Regions from separate parts of the Mus musculus genome. Here region 1 is linked to region 2. Evidence: chromatin loops called from intact Hi-C (ENCODE). Cell type or tissue: gastrocnemius. All regions are shown on one strand. Each heading gives the region's core, and the rest is flanking DNA. Links, peaks and the distances in the headings are about the cores only.

The links. A loop is a pair of places that touch in the nucleus more often than their neighbours do. Peaks named below come from ENCODE experiments on the same cell type or tissue, not always from the same donor. Only the 100,000 strongest peaks of a DNase experiment are listed, where the experiment ranks them.
Region 1: it touches region 2 in a loop (4-fold over the local background); 4 of 42 quality-filtered maps call a loop at or near these places.

Annotation. Positions count from the first base shown.
Region 1 is chr11:119,665,640-119,668,455 of GRCm38, forward strand. All of the region lies in intron 2 of Rptor (regulatory associated protein of MTOR, complex 1), which reads left to right. Among named protein-coding and RNA genes, the nearest start is that of Rptor, 64 kb to the left of the region's middle. In gastrocnemius, for the core only: no CTCF peak of the experiment used is centred there; no DNase peak of the experiment used is centred there; H3K4me3 peaks cover 534 bases; H3K27ac peaks cover 2,065 bases.
Region 2 is chr11:119,719,302-119,722,117 of GRCm38, forward strand. All of the region lies in intron 3 of Rptor (regulatory associated protein of MTOR, complex 1), which reads left to right. Among named protein-coding and RNA genes, the nearest start is that of Rptoros, 110 kb to the right of the region's middle. In gastrocnemius, for the core only: no CTCF peak of the experiment used is centred there; no DNase peak of the experiment used is centred there; H3K27ac peaks cover 1,956 bases.

The sequences.
Region 1 (2,816 bases), core at 98-2,597, 54 kb before region 2:
GGCTGGAGAGATGGCTCAGTGGTTAAGAGCACTGATTGCTCTTCCGTAGGTCCTGAGTTCGAATCCTAGCAACCACATGGTGGCTCACTGCCACCCGTATGTAATGATATCTGACACCCTCTTCTGGTGTGTCTGAAAACAGCTACAGTGTACTTACATATAATAAATCTTTGGGCCAGAGCAAGCAGGGTTGGAGCGAGTGGGGCTGGAGCATGCAGAGGTCCTGAACTCAATTCCCAGAAACCACATGATGGCTCACAACTATGTGTACATCTACAGTGTACTCATATACATAAAAATAAGTCCTTTTTTTTTTTTTTTTAAAGAAAAACATATAAAAGCCAGAAGTTTTACAGTGATGCCAGCTACTTTTCCACCTCTGGTGCCCACCTGCATCACTGCCATCCCAGTTCACTGACACTGGTGGATCACCCAGTAAATCTCTGCTGATGATGTCAGACGATCCTTTCTGTTCTCTTCCTTTCATGGCTCTTCTCCCACTCATTGGCATATTTTTTGGGAGGAAATAAAATTAATTGACCGCAGGGATTTCTAGGAGATCAGAAGTGACAGCCATAGCCTGTTATATGACTGCTTTTTCTGGGAGATGCAGCACGCACATGTGCACACACACACACACACACACACACACACACACAGAGGAGGAGGAGGAGGGGGGGGATGGGGAGAGGGGGGAGAGGAGAGAGGGAGGGGGAGAGAAAACACGAGAACAGCCCTATTCATTCCTGATAGGGAGTCCCATGATAGACCGAAGTATGGAAACCACTAAAATCCAACTGGGTGAGTTAGTGAGTTTTACTGGAATTACTTACAGCAGGAGTATGGGTGAGTTGCTTACAGGCACAGAACTGACTCAGAACTGAGAGTGTCCTTTCCAGGTAGCTCAGCCGCTTGACTTGTCTCAGTCCCCTCCCCCTGCACCCACCTCTCATATGTGTAGCCCTGACTGTCCTAGAACTCATTCTGTACAGCAGGCTGGCCTGCTCCTGCCTCTTGAGTGCTGGGATTAAAGGCTTGCACTACCATGCCCAGCTGTCTGTTTTCTTAACAGCTCCTCTGAGAGTGACTCTCCCTTTACCATTTACTCTGGGGGGAAGAAAAGGCCTAGTGAAGCTGGTCAATTCCAGGGACTCTGAAGCTATTTTGAGTTGTTTACTTTCTGTCGTAAGAATCTTCCCTGGGATATGCAGTGTTTCCCTGTCATGGAAACAGCTACACAACAGACTCACTCAGTCGGTCCCTTCCTATGGCTCAGTGGGTGCCCTGATTGAGGCCAGTGGTGGGAGGTGAGCAGCTGATAGGCTCTCTCTGCTGCAGAGCCCCAGTGGAGCAGTTTTCAACTTGTCAAGATGTGTCAAGACCCCTCTGGGGGGGGGGGGGTCACAGATCCATATTTACATTACAATTCCTAACACTAGTAAAAGTTCAGTTATAAAAAGTAGCAACAAAATTTTATGGTTGGGGGTCACCACAACATGTATTAAGGGGTTGAAGATTAGGCAGGTTTAGAAGCACCTCTGTCTCTGCTGTGTACTGTGTGGTATATGGGGGTGGGTGGGTGGGACAACTGTAGCCTTAGTGGGGAAGAAGTGGAGGGGGGGGTCAGAAGTTCAAGTGAGCAGGGTAGTGTCGGGCCTTCCTTAGAACTGACACCTTCAGACTCCTGCCCTCACTGCACTGATAAAGAGAGGCCAGACAGACTTAGCTTTCTGTAGAGAAAACTGCTTCCCTGTTCTCCATCACAGGTTCCCACCGTCATGGTTGCTGCACAGTGAGGGATGTGGGCGATGCTTCCTAATGTGCTTCCTACTGAGTCTGTGCTTTCCCGTGCTCACCACAGACAGTATAACCTGATGTTTGAAAGGTTCCTCCTTGTTACTGCATAGGTGGCGTCTGATTGTAACCTTCGGGGCTGTGGCTATAGCTGGGATGGTGGAGTTCAGTGCACCAGGTCCTGGATTTGATTTCCAGCACCGAATGGACTGGATTTGGTGACACGGGTCGAATCCCAGGAGAGCCAGAGATTCACGGTTGTTACCAGCTACCTGACGGGTTTTAGGACACGTGAGGTACATGAGACCCCATCTCTTAAAAGTGTTTTTGATATTTAGTAATATAGCCTCTGCCTCTTGCCAGCCTGTGGTCTAGTTAGTCATGGTCTATGGATGGGGGTCCTCAGGATTGTTTTCAGATCCTAGGACTGTCTTCCCACTGAGAAAAGAGAAATGAAGACTGATGTCATATCTTGTGTTGGTCAAAACAGATTTCCCATAGGCCCCTCACACATTTTCACTCAGCCGCATGGTGCCAGGTCCTTCTGAGCTTGAATTGGAGCGTCCAGAACTCCAGCACCTGTGCTTGAGAACGCGTCTGAGATGTGGACACACTGGCTCATAAAGTTCCCTTCCAGATAGAGAATCTGTCACAAAGTCTTGTGATTAATCTTATTAAAAAATTCAAAGTAACACTTATACAGAGAGTCAAATATTGCTAAAAGCCCTGTTAAGGAAAAGCTGCTTCGTCCTTGGCAGAGGAGACTCCTCCTTTCACATAATTATTCTAGGATCCATGTGTTGGGGAGCTGAGGTTACACACAGTGGCACTGGCAGCAAGTCTACCAGGGGGCGGATCTGCGGATGAGAACTCACCCTGGAGTGTAGGGCCTGGGATCTTGTCTGAGGCAAATGCTGGACCACGCACACTGCTCACCAGGGTTTCATCTGCAAGATGGAGTGCATGAGCATTGTGGAAGATGTACAGTGCTTTGAGTGCAGGAGTGGCAAGGCCCACTGGAT
Region 2 (2,816 bases), core at 315-2,814:
TGTGATGAAGGACTCTTTGTTAAACGACACTCATGCATTGGTCTGCCTTACATTGCGTAGCTGAGCTGCATTTGTTAGGACTTCATTGAGAGAAACGCACCAAAAACCTTCTGGTGGTGTGCTGCAGTTTCCATCCCCTTCTGGGACTCAGGCTGATTGGCAGAGTGGTATCAGCTGAGACAGACATGTGTGCTAAGGCAAGACCCGTGGAGGACACGTGATATTTGAAGGGAATATAAAAAGGACTTGATGGGCAGTGATGGAGGCTGGGCTTAGACTTGCTTATAGAGCTAGCTGTGCAATGATTTTTGGTCTTGAGTCGTCACTGATCTTCAATTTGCTGAGAGAGACACAGCTGAGAACTTTTCCTAGCGTCCCTCCGGGTTCCTCCTGCTGACTTATGTCAAGGCTGAGGCTTGGCTGTCTCTGCTAGGTCATGCCACAGCTGCTGATTCGTGTTTGCTATCCCGACCCTACTAAACTGGATTGTTGAAGTGTTAGCGAGTGGATCTAGCTGTAGCTGCTGATCTGTTTCTGACAACACAGATGGGATTTGCTCAAAAGAACCTTTCTAAACAGGTCCATTTTTCCTGTATCCTTTCTTTTCCACTACCTCTGGTGGGTGGTGGGCTAGAAGCGAGATGAAAGCATTAAAAAACCCTTATTAAAATTAAGGATTGAAAAAACATTAAAGTTTCAGACATGTACTGCCACACCTGTTTCACAGCTGCATTTGTGGGGTTGAGCAGGATCCCGGTGTTGAGAATACTTAGTCTGAGTCCTGAGCAGCATCTCTCAAGACACAGAGAAACTTCTGAGATTGGAGGCTGTGCATGCCAAACACCCACCGGCTCTGCCATTATTCTCCAGCCCCTTCCTGGGATGTCATGTGCAGGCTTGCTGCCAGGCACCGTAAAGGCCTGATGGACACTGCAGTGCACAGTACCCAACTGCCATTCCCATAGTGCTTTGCAGGGTTGTGCTGACATTCACTTGTGTCACCATGATGTCAGATGGCATTTTATCATTTTGATTTGCTCTTTACTAATTGTTATAATTAATGTCACTAACAATCTGGTGTCACTCAACAAGCTAGCTGCTATTAGCATGTCATCTAGATCTAGAGAGGACAAGGACGCACCCTGTACTGAAGGGCATACACAAAGTTGTAAGCAGTGATGGCCCCTTATAGTCTGTAGTTTCATTTAGACATCTGTACACAAGTGGATAGCGAGCAGTGTGACGTTCCCCTGCCATCACCCCTCTGCACAGAGGCTCAGGAAAGGGCCAGGCCTCAGGCAGGCTATTCCAAACACACACAAGAGATGTGGCTGAAGGTCACTCAGGCAGTGATACCCACCTGCCTAGGCCTACATCAGCATCCTTGCCCCCATACTGTGTTTCTCTTCCCACAGACACTTCCTCTCCATGACTTTAATGTGCTTTGCTCACGGGTGCAGGGGACTTAGGGAACCTGGAGGACCTTCTAAGTCTAAAGCCTTCATGCACTGGCACGGACTACCATGGGCTAGCAGCCAGACTTGTCAGTTTGTTTATTTCTCTTTTTAGCAGCGGATTAAGTCAGTTTATTAAAATAGCTAACTTAGTCATCAGCAATAGTGATTTTAGCCTCCATTGTGGCTCTGTACTGAACAAAGTGGTCTGCTTAACATTCTTGGAAGGACTGCACAAGTCGGGGTGGTGCTAACAGATTCTCCTCTGGGAAACTTGAAGGTACTTTTCCTGCAGTGATTCTCATCCTCGGCTTGCAGAGCGGCCCTGTCCCTTTCAGGTGCTTTTTCTTTGTGCCTCCGTTCAAGTCCACACACTCCTCCAGTGACTTCACATTATGGCTGCAGAAGAAAGTCACATTTGGTTCCACAAACATCTTTCCACTGTCTTTAAAGGCGCGGCTGCAACTTGTTGCTTGGATGGAGCAGATTAAGCAGAGTTCCACAGTGCCTACAACTATAGCCCAGAAGGTCATTTATTTCTTAATTTGTGGTCCTCACATATGTCGATAGAAGAGGCCAAAAATGGGTATCAGTGTGCGTGTATGTGGGGGAGTGGGGTTTACTCCATTTTCTGCTGTTTCTCCTTCACATGTAACCTTTTCTTGTCAAAGGCTAAGTGACCTTTGGCCCTGCTTTCTGTGCTGACCTCCTGTCCTCTAGTCTCTGAACAGTTTGAGTGGATGCTGGCTGACCCTGGCTCACAGACAGGTCCTGGTCCACAAAGGCCTGGGATACATTTGTGATTCCCTTGACTGTTTATATTCTAGACACTTGCTGTATCTTCCTCAAGTAATATTAAGGCACACTTTTTATTTTGTTTGTATATTTTCATATTTATTTTGAAATAGGATCTTGTAGTATAGCACAGGCTGACCTTGAACTTGAAGTTCCTTATGTTACCTAAGCTTCTTGAGTGCTAGGATCAAGGAGTGAACCAGAATGCACAACTTATATCATTATATTCATATATGTGTTCTGATCAGATCTCCCTGCCACCATTCCTTCCCTCTAATTCTCTCCCCGTAACCACCCTCCCCCAACCCCCTCCCCCCAATACCTACTGAGTCCAGTTGCTGTAACTTATATGTGCATCGGTTTGGGACCATTTCCTGGAGAGTGGGTATCCTCTCCTAGCAGCCATCAGTTGCTCATAGCCCTCTCAGATAGGGGAGGGGCTTACTGATCTCCTCCCCGTTCACGGTGGGACTTTGGCTGGCCTGATCTCACAGGTCTTGTACTACAAGTCCCAACCCCTGTGAGCTTACACACGCATCTTCATTGTCGCGACTAGCCCATACAATT